2 separate regions of the Homo sapiens genome follow, and region 2 is linked to region 1. The links are chromatin contacts, found by Hi-C in ENCODE. All regions are on one chromosome and are shown on one strand. Each heading gives the region's core, a stretch centred on a gene start or an enhancer-like site at or near the end of the contact. The rest is flanking DNA. Distances are from core to core; before and after follow the strand shown. Region 1 has its middle 46 kb from the start of PCED1B. Region 2 has its middle 140 kb from the start of LINC02156.

Region 1 (4,816 bases), core at 1,003-3,502:
ACCTTGAATTTTTCTCAGTATATTACTCATCAAATTTTACTTAATTCCTTGTCTTCCCTAGAAACAGTAAACTTTCAGGTAAGGGACCATGCTCTCTTGCCCATAGTTGAATCCCCAGGCCATGGAGTGAAACCTAGCACGTTTCAGGGGTTCAATAAATATTTATTGAAGAATGAATGAATTAAAATCTTAAGCTGCCTTATATTCCTAAATTATTGGTGTTTACCATGCACCTTTCCAAACTGACCTAGAGCTAGTTACAGAAGCCTGGTGTCTGCAGCCTGAAGAACTCTGAGAATGACATTTCCACTAGATGAGGTTAGCTGATTTAGTACTAAGATCCCTTGCCCAGTTCTCCATAAGAAGCCAACTGCCTGGGTTTGAATCCCTGCCTCACTGCATATTAGCCATGTAACCTTGGACAAATGACTTAACTTCTGTGTGCTTTGACTTCCTCATGGTTAAATAGATGACGTTAGTACCTCTCTCATAAAGTTGTTTTTGAAGAATTAGAGGAATATGATACACTGCTTGTCACATGATATGTGCCTAATGAATGCCATTCACTGATTTAACAGCAACTTATGGGGTAATCGGAGTTCCAGCAGAGGATCCCTAGGGGAGGGGATATTCAGTTCTCTTGTAAACAGGTAGTGGGAATCGCACTGCTGAAGCAGGGAGGTTTCAGTTACCTCACCTGAAAACAGAGTTGGGGCTACTGAATTCCCCACAGTCTAAAACAGATCCTGATCTCCAAAGAGGGGAAAGATATATATATTTAAGGAGACATGATGCCTCCTCTTTGAATTTCTAGTTCAACATGGAAAGACTGAATGTAAACAGGGGGTAAATCCTCAAAAAGATGAACTTCCTCCCTCATCATCTTACTCCAGTGAACTCTGTTGAAATAGCAGTAACCATAGGCATACCTGTGGACTGTTTGTTGCCTAGGCTCTCCTAGCCAGCATGCAGAATAGAGAGGACAGTAGTTGTTCAAATGGGTAGAAGATAGCAACAGGAGCATGTGGGGTACATTAGTGTCTCACGCTGTGGGTCCGCCAGCCTAATTCCTATCCCATGCCCGCTTTTCGCTAGCCACCTTCTGGCCAGGGTGGCTTTGTGACACAGCTCTGACGGATAAGATAAAACAATGTCTATGTGCTGGGGTCTCTGGGAAATTTTTTGTTTTCCTGATAAAAAAGCAAAAAATGGGCTAACATGACTCATTTTGCCCTTTGTTCTTCCCCCTTCTCCCTGCCTGGAACATGAACAGATGTGATGTTTCAAAATGTAGCAGCCACCTTACAACCACAAGGCAGCAAATATGAAGACAAATGCCTCCAAGCCAAGGATGGTGGTGAAGGAGTGGTAAAGACAGACGAGCCTGGGTCCCTGATACATTAGGGAGCTATTTTCCCAGCCCTGGACTGCCTACCTCCCTGGCTTTTGTGTTGTCTGAGACAAATAAATGTCTTTTTGTTTAGCTGAGTATTGGTTGGGTTTTCTTGCCTTGGAATGGATTCCTGAGAAATAAATATAGCATGCAGCCCAAAGCTTTACACGATGTGAACCTTAATTGCAACATTTACCACAGTATCTTATAATCACAGTTTTATTTCTTTTTTAGTAGTCATGACTTTTTTGTAGGTAGGACTTTGGGCTTATTTATTTCTATATCTACAGCATATACTAGGCATTCAGTAGAAGTTAGATGAGTGAACCCACTTCATTTGATAAATTGTGATGAGTGAACTTGCAAATCAGAAACCAGTGCTATGGAAAGATTTCCCCAGGTGTCTGGTTCAGTCAGGAGAAGGGTGACGCTCCTGTAAGGAAACCAGGTATACCCAAGAGAAATAAAAACTCATGAGTCATCACATGGACTTTTGTGGTTTCTTTTATTTCTGGGTGCATTATGACAAAAACAAATAAAATATGCTAATACATTTTAAAAACAGACATTTTTTTCCTGATAATGAAAACACATGCTCTTCTCAAACATAAAATTAACCTTAATAGGAGAAGGAGTGATAGGAAAAACAAAACAGAGAAAAGGGCAGGATAATTTTTCTCTCCTTATTAACTTGCTGCTCACTCATGGAATGAGCTTTTCTTTTACCAGAAAAATCTAGGCATTTGTGTTGAAGACTCTAGAGCAATGACTGATTAAGAAATGCTCGCTCTTGATCTTATCGGCTGTATTCAGGGAATGTTCAGTGGCTGTGTCACGTCGCAGATGTGCTTGCAAAGGTTATTCCTCAGGACTGTGTCTTTCCCCATCTGCCTTCTCTGTTGCCTGTGGCTGATTCCATTTTCTTTAGCATCACAAAGCTCCTGAGCCAATTTACCCAAAGGCTTTTTGTCATTTGTATTTCAGCTGCCACTTCTCTATGCAGTTTCTATTTTAAAATGCTTATATAATAACTTTGGGTCTGCTAGGGTCTTTTGCCTCTGAAGATTTTAATCAGATTGGCTTGAATACCCATTTTATGCCCTGTGGAAAAACCCACTGTCTTCTCCAAGATGTCTCCTAATTCCCAGGAGACTTCCACTGTTCTCATGGACACGCCTGGCTTCCACTTGTTACTGCTGATGAATTTGTGCTTTCCACTCTACCTGGACTAATACCTTATTTTTACTTTGAATCAGCAGAATTGTGGAACTTTGTCCCTTTATCTCATTTGTATTTCTGATTTGAATAAATCAACTGATTTATAGCTCTAAATACAAATAACATGGAACACTTCTAAGTACGGTGTAAAACTTTGGTGGATATGTTTTAAGCACACTATAGTTGGCACTGGCATGCCAGAAATGCTCCAATGACCAGTTACAATAGGTGATGGAGAGGTAACCTTGCACAAGAGAGCCACAGTCCTTGTCCCTGCAGAGCGGCAGACAGAAACGCAGGAACCAGTGAGGAATGGAAGTGCCAGGGTAGGATACGGGAGGCCACGGGAGCCAGGAACACTCTGTGCACTATGTCAGCACATGGTTGTGAAAGAGGCTGTGTAGTACTGTTTCTTATGCTGATCAAACAACTCAGCTGAGTTGTAATCTCACTCAAGTTCACTATTTCTTATGTATTGGATTTCTTTACTATGTAATTTCTGCTTAGAAGCTCTAATAATTCGATCAATCTTGGAAAATCTAACCACTAGTATATTAGCACCATCAAAAATCATGCATGTTGTAGAGAAGTTGGTTATTATGATATGTACTTATATGTTCCCAGAAAGAAAAATGCTCCAAGTTTTGTAGCAAAACTTGATTTTCTTAAAACCTTAAGTAAACACAGGATAGACCTTATGTCTTTGTATGAATTATCTTTTTTCAGTTTTAACTTATGAGCAAATGGCTAAATTTTTTTCTTCTTCGTCTTGCCAGCTCTCTGTGTGTGTGTTTTGATAAAGGTGGGCTTTAGGGCCATCTAGTGGCTTCTTGAATAGGAAATTCTAAAAATTACCATTAAGCTGAATAGGAAAACCCCCACCTTCTCTCACCAAATATTCTCTCTTTAAATTTGTTACATATTAGCTCTTAGGAGTTTAAAGACAGATATTGGAAAACTTGTGGTAGTTCATATATATTCTTTTTCTTTTTCCAAATGAAATGTTACCATATTTGCATTTCCTTTCAAATAACATGAACACTGTAATGACCCATGTGCGTTCTTGGATTTTTGAGCACTGATGGAATGCTGGCATCTTGTGGATTGGTTATGAAGTTTTAGTCTATCCTGGCAGCTTTGAAGTTTATAGCCTCAACCTTTGTATCTTTCATAATATCCAGTTCAAAAAAAAATCAGCCTAGGCCTTCACATTTATGCAGTGTCTGATGATTTTAAGGTTGTGAAAGGAAAATAAATCTCAGGACCCCAATCACTAAGCCAAAAAGAAAAGTCAAGCTGGAAACTTCATCAGGCAAACCTGCCTCCCATTTTATTTCTAAGTAAGATAACTACAAAGATTTTTAAAAGCTATATACCTCCTTCACCTATAAAATACAGATTCATTGAGCCAGACTAAGGCTTAAGTAACTATTCCTCTACCCGAGTCTCACATGCAGATTGTGTATTCAGTGAAAGGCTGATCAAAGACTCAAAAGAATGCAACCATTTGTCTCCTATCTACGTATGATCTGGAAGCCCCCTATACAAGTTATCCCGCCTTTCCAGACTGAGCCAATGTACATCTTACACATATTGATTGATGTCTCATGTCTCCCTAAAATCTATAAAACCAAGCTGTACCCCAACCACCTTGGGCACCTGTCACCTGGACCTCCCAAGGTTGTGTCACAAGTGTGTCCTTAGCCTTGGCAAAATAAACTTTCTAAATTGATTGAGACCTGTCTCACATGTTTTTGGTTCACAGGTACAGACTTCTCCTTTCAATAGTTACAGACTTCTGAATGCAAGATTTTGGAGCTGTCAAAAGCTGGTTCCCCAAAGAGCTTAACCACTGACCCCAACATAACCCACTGACAAGACAAACCATAGTTTATTACTTACCTTGGTAAGGGTGGGCACCACCTCACAAACTTTGGGATTGTTTCCGAGTGGGGGGAAGAAACCCCAACTTATTGGAAAATGAAAGTGTGATTTCAGGTGGGTCTTTAAAAATGGGGTTCAGGATTGGGTAAGGATCAGGATACAATAGTCCAAGACTGATGGCTAAGGCGAGGGATTCAAAGAATCTTACGTGCAAGCTGTTGGTTGACGTTTTCCACTGAAGAGAGGATGAGTCTTTTGGGAAGTTCCTGTAGTGAACATTCAAGCCATATGCCTGGGCAGAAGACTCCTGAAAAAATAAAG
Region 2 (4,816 bases), core at 1,171-3,670, 520 kb before region 1:
CTCAAGGACATCTCAGCATGACAGGGCTATAGGAAATGCTTTATATTTTTCTAATGCTTATTTTAGTAAACTTTTGATATTAATTACTATGATGAGGGTCCATATCTTTCATGTGTTTATATTTATTCACTCAAAAAAGTTTTTAGTGTTCAGTTTATGCCAGAGATGATGCTAAGCAGTGAAGATTGTAAGACATGGTTGTAGTCCACAGGAAATTATATCTGGAGAAGATAGAAAACCCTAATATAAAACATGAAACAAATGCTGAGAAAGAGAGAAACAAAATTTAGAGTGGGTCTAAAAGGAGAAATTGTTGCATAAAAAGTCAACTTTATGCCTCATTTCCTGTTTTATGGTATATAAGATTCAGACAAGGTAAAACACACAATTTAAATTGTGTTGTTAAAGGTGGTTACTTCTGCAGGGTGGGGTTGACATGAAGAAGAGGATGGTCCTTTCCCTGCCTCGTGCCTCCAAAGCAGACCTGTCCCTGAATACCAGTCGGTGTCTACTTGTTACTGAAACACAAGGGGTTTGGTCTAGGTTCTGCTGCTTGCTGCACAGAAAGCCAATCACTGAGACAACGAGTGTTGCCAAGGAAGAAGGCTTTAATTGGGTGCTGCAGCTGAGGGGATGGGAGATCAATCTCAAATCCATTTCCTGACCAATTAAAATTAGGGGTTTATATAGCAAGGAAGAAATGTAACTATGTGTAAGAAAATAGGAACTAGGGAGGGGCAAGGAAGCAATCCTGATGCAGGAGGGACCTGGCATTTTATTGTTTGGGTGCCATGATCTGGTGCGTTTTGGTTCTTTGATACTTTTTGAGAGGCTGGGGTCTTTTCCTGAGGAAAAAAATTCAGATACAACAAATGTAAGTTTCAAGCTTTAAGACAAGAAGGGTCAATTTCTATGTTTTCTTTTTTTAAACCTGTCTATAGGACTATTGAGTCAGTTTCATATTAAAGTTTCTAGACCTCCTGTGTACCGAAGGCTGGTCTGATGGATAGTGAATAGTAAGAGGTCTTGTTTCCAAGCTTAGCACCATAGGATCCTAGGGAGCTCTTCTGTTTCTTAGGTTTTTAAAGATACTTATTTCTTTATTTTTATTAAAACAATTTTTTTGGAGATGGTGTCACTCTGTCACCCAGGCTGGAGTGTAGTGGCACAGTCATGGCCCACTGCAGCTGCAAATTCCTGGGCTCAAACAGTCCTTCTGCCTCAGCACATGTGCCACCACACCCAGCTAATTTTTATTTATTTATTTATTTTTTGTAGAGATAGGATCTTGCTATGTTGCCCAGGCTAGTCTTCAACTTCTAGGCTCAAAAGATCCTTCTGCCTCAGCCTCCCAAAGTGCTGGGATTATAGGCATTAACCACCATATGTGGCTGTTTCCTAAGTTTTGACAAATTCAGTTATACCCCAGTATATGTTTATTTGAGTTGAGACAATTCAACCTTACAGAATATATCACTTAAGCTCCCTACTTTCGTGTAAGAGGCATTTCTTAGTACCTATGAAGACCAATTTGGATTCAGGAACTTCTCAAGCCACTGAATGCCAATAAATGTGAGTTACCACACTGCATTCTGGGCAGTTGTATATTTGGCTTATCTCACACAAAGATCTGCTGTCAGAGCATTGCTGGCTTCTAGTTTGTAATAGTGATTGTCTTGTGGATTATTTTTTAAAAATATATTTTGCCTTTTTTATTTGTGCTAAAGGTCTAAGATTATGAGTATTGCATATATGATCTATATGCTGGCTAAATAATATACTATTAATTTCAGTGGTAATTATGTTTTCGTAGTAATTACTATGTCAAGGGTCCATAGCTTTTAGCAGATCCTTAAAGAGGTCAGTGATCCCCAAAAGGGCAAGTTGAATTTCAACCCTATGCAGACAGGTAGGGAAGGTTTTCCAAAAGGCAGGGGGCTTTCTCAAACTCTGTAATGAAACCAATATGGCACCTGCCTGTTCTTCCTGGTCAGCTCAGGCTGTGTTTCTGAAGAAATGCTGTATACAGTCTATGTGGCTGCCTGTGAATTATTGCTCATTTTTTTGGACTAGATTGAACAATATTAAATTGCTGCTTTTTTATTATTTCTTACTTACAAAAATCCACTGCAAATGTTTCAACCTAATATATAAAACCAAAGGACTTAGTCTGAGCCCTTTTGGGAGGCAAAGTGGAACTTTCTCTTAAATGCACTGTGACTCATCATTTTTCCTCAGGATTGTGATGACAAACATTTGGTTTGTTGTTAAATCACAACAATCAGCCCTCTGTGTTATGAAGGAGACTAATGACTGACTCTTTTAGGGCAAGCCCCTAACCATGAGCAGCACGACTCCTGTGCTCCAGGGCCATCTGGAACAGATGCTTGGGTTGAAAGCTAAGAAAACATAATTATTTCAAGTCCAAGCCATACTGGGTTGTGCCAAGAGGAACGTAATACATGAGAGCTGGGGAATGCACTGTCCACTTTAGTTGACGTTAGTCTGCCCCCAACATGAGTACTTTCTGTAGTTCATAACCCCACAATTTGACAAGTGAGGAGAAACAGGAGTGAATACTGGAGAAATGCAGCATGAGTGATTAAAAGGCTAGAACATTATTCCTTTAAAAAAAAGAGAAAAAGCATTTAAAGGTCTTTAGCCTAGAGAAGAGAAAGATTGGAAGTGATGTGATAGCTGTCTTGTATTTATACCCCACCAGGATAACTGCCATAATTCTCCACCTCAACAGAGGCCCGACTAAGGGGAAATGGACTTCAACTGCAGTAAGAAATGGTGTCTTCATCATTATGGTAACTAAATATAGAGGGTGCTAGGTGACATTGAAAAATCATCTTTCCCCAAAGAACTGTGTAGGATCTTAGCATCATACTTTCATGACAGCATCTGTTTCATCCTTCATCTCTAACCAGCAGAAATAACTGTCTACTAGTGACTTTTTAGGAATTAGAAACAGGCTGGTGGAAAGGAGTTTGAGGGGGCCAGAGACAACCCTTGTGTTGTCTTAAATTGAATGATGCTTGAGCTAAGGCCAGTTCTGGCTGTGGTTAAAATTGACAATCTGTCTAGATCTTTTTCTGCCTGCCAATGGAATGGGAATCAGGAAAAAAAACACATTAGAAATTTTAAAAAATAGTTTTTTGAAGTGAAATCCATACAACATGAAATTAACCATTTTAAAGCAAACCATTCGGTGGAGTTAGTACACTCACAATGTTGTACAACCACCACCTCTCTCTAGTTTCAAAATATTTTCATCAATCCAAAGTAAAACCCCTTACCTGTTTAGCAGTTTCTCCTCATCCTCCCCTCTCCCTAGTCCCTGGAAACCACCAATCTGTATTCCTTCCCTATGAGTTTCTGTATTCTGGATATTTCATCTAAATGCAATCATGCTATATGTGACCTTTTATGTCTGGCTTTTTTCACTTAGCCTAATGTTACAAGGCTCATCAACATCGTAGCATGTATCAGTGCTTCATTGCTTCTTATGGCCGAGTAATATTCTGTTATCTGGATATACTGCACTTTGTTTACCCATTCATGAGTGGATGACTATTTGGGCTGTTTTCACCCTTTGGCTATTGTGAATATGGTTGCTATGAACCTGCCTGTTCATAACTTCATTTGAATACCTGTTTTCACTTCTTTGGATATATACCTCGGAGTGAGAATTGGTGGGTCATATGGTAATTCAATGTTTAATTTTTTTAGGAACTGACAAACTATTTTCCACAGTGGCAGAACCCTTGACATTCTCATCAGTAATGTATAAGGATCCTAATTTCTAAACATCCTTGTCAATGCTTGTTATTGTCTGACTTTTTTTTTTCTTTTTTTGAGACAGTCTTACTCTGTTGCCCAGGATGGAATGCAGTGCAGCCTTGACCTCCTGGGCTCAAGTGATCCTCTCACCTCCACCTCCCAAGTAGCTGGGACTACAGTCACATGTCACTATGCCTGGCTATTTTTTAAGATTACTATTATTTCTTTTGTAGAGACAGGCTTTCACTATGTTGCCCAGGCTGGTCTCAAACTCCTGGACTCAAGCAATCCTCCCGCCTTGGCCTCTCAAAGTGTTGGGATTATACGGATGAGCCACTGTGTCTAGCCTATCTGACTTTTTGATTCTAGCCATCCTAGTGGATGGTAAGTGATATTTCATAAAATTAATGATATTGAGCATCTTTTCATGTGCTTGTTGGCCATTTGTATATATTCTTTGGAGAAGTGTCTATTCAAGTACTTTTCCCATTTTTTAGAAAATTGGATACTTTGTCTTTTTATTGTTAAACAATTATTCTAATTTATATTAATATATCATAGTCTAATTCTCCTCTAGCATATTTAGAAGATGTCATTAAGGTGATTTTTTCTTTGTCATGGACTGAATAATCCTGTGCTATTATGCTTCTCAAATTTTGGCATGTATAAGAATCACTCAGAGAATTTGTCTTCAAACATAGATTCACGCCCCCCTCATCACTCTCCTTCTAGGCTCTGACTCAAAAGTTCTGGAGCGAGGCCAAGAAGTTGCGTTTCTTACCAACCCCCAGGTGATGCTGATGCTGTGGCCCATGGACCACACTTCCTGTAGCATTGCTGAGATAGACAGCTTTCCAATGTCTGTCCCATTCATGAACTCCTGTTCTGAGACCCTCCTGTTCTTATTCCAAAATAATAAGTCCCTGTGGCAAGGTATGTACTACTCCATGACCCCTGCCCTCAGCCATAGGCAATTAGACCATAGGAGAAGGCCTGACCCAAGCTGGACCAATCGGATTTTCTCTCTTGG

The links. Hi-C counts contacts between places; a loop is a spot of excess contacts on that map. Pooled maps may share reads with other maps.
Region 2: a loop to region 1 is called in a map of MCF 10A, with 7 times the contacts of the local background. The contact joins two enhancer-like sites. A Hi-C loop is called at or near these places in 7 of 168 maps with a recorded cell type or tissue (A673, HCT116, IMR-90 and 4 more) and 4 of 50 pooled maps.

What each region holds. Positions count from the first base shown.
Region 1 is chr12:47,031,372-47,036,187 of GRCh38, reverse strand. No RefSeq gene overlaps it. Among named protein-coding and RNA genes, the nearest start is that of PCED1B, 46 kb to the left of the region's middle. Within about 2 kb of position 2,252, at least 7 of the 41 ENCODE cell types and tissues checked have a DNase peak (open chromatin) inside an H3K27ac peak, as active enhancers do.
Region 2 is chr12:47,549,200-47,554,015 of GRCh38, reverse strand. No RefSeq gene overlaps it. Among named protein-coding and RNA genes, the nearest start is that of LINC02156, 140 kb to the right of the region's middle. Within about 2 kb of position 2,420, at least 2 of the 41 ENCODE cell types and tissues checked have a DNase peak (open chromatin) inside an H3K27ac peak, as active enhancers do.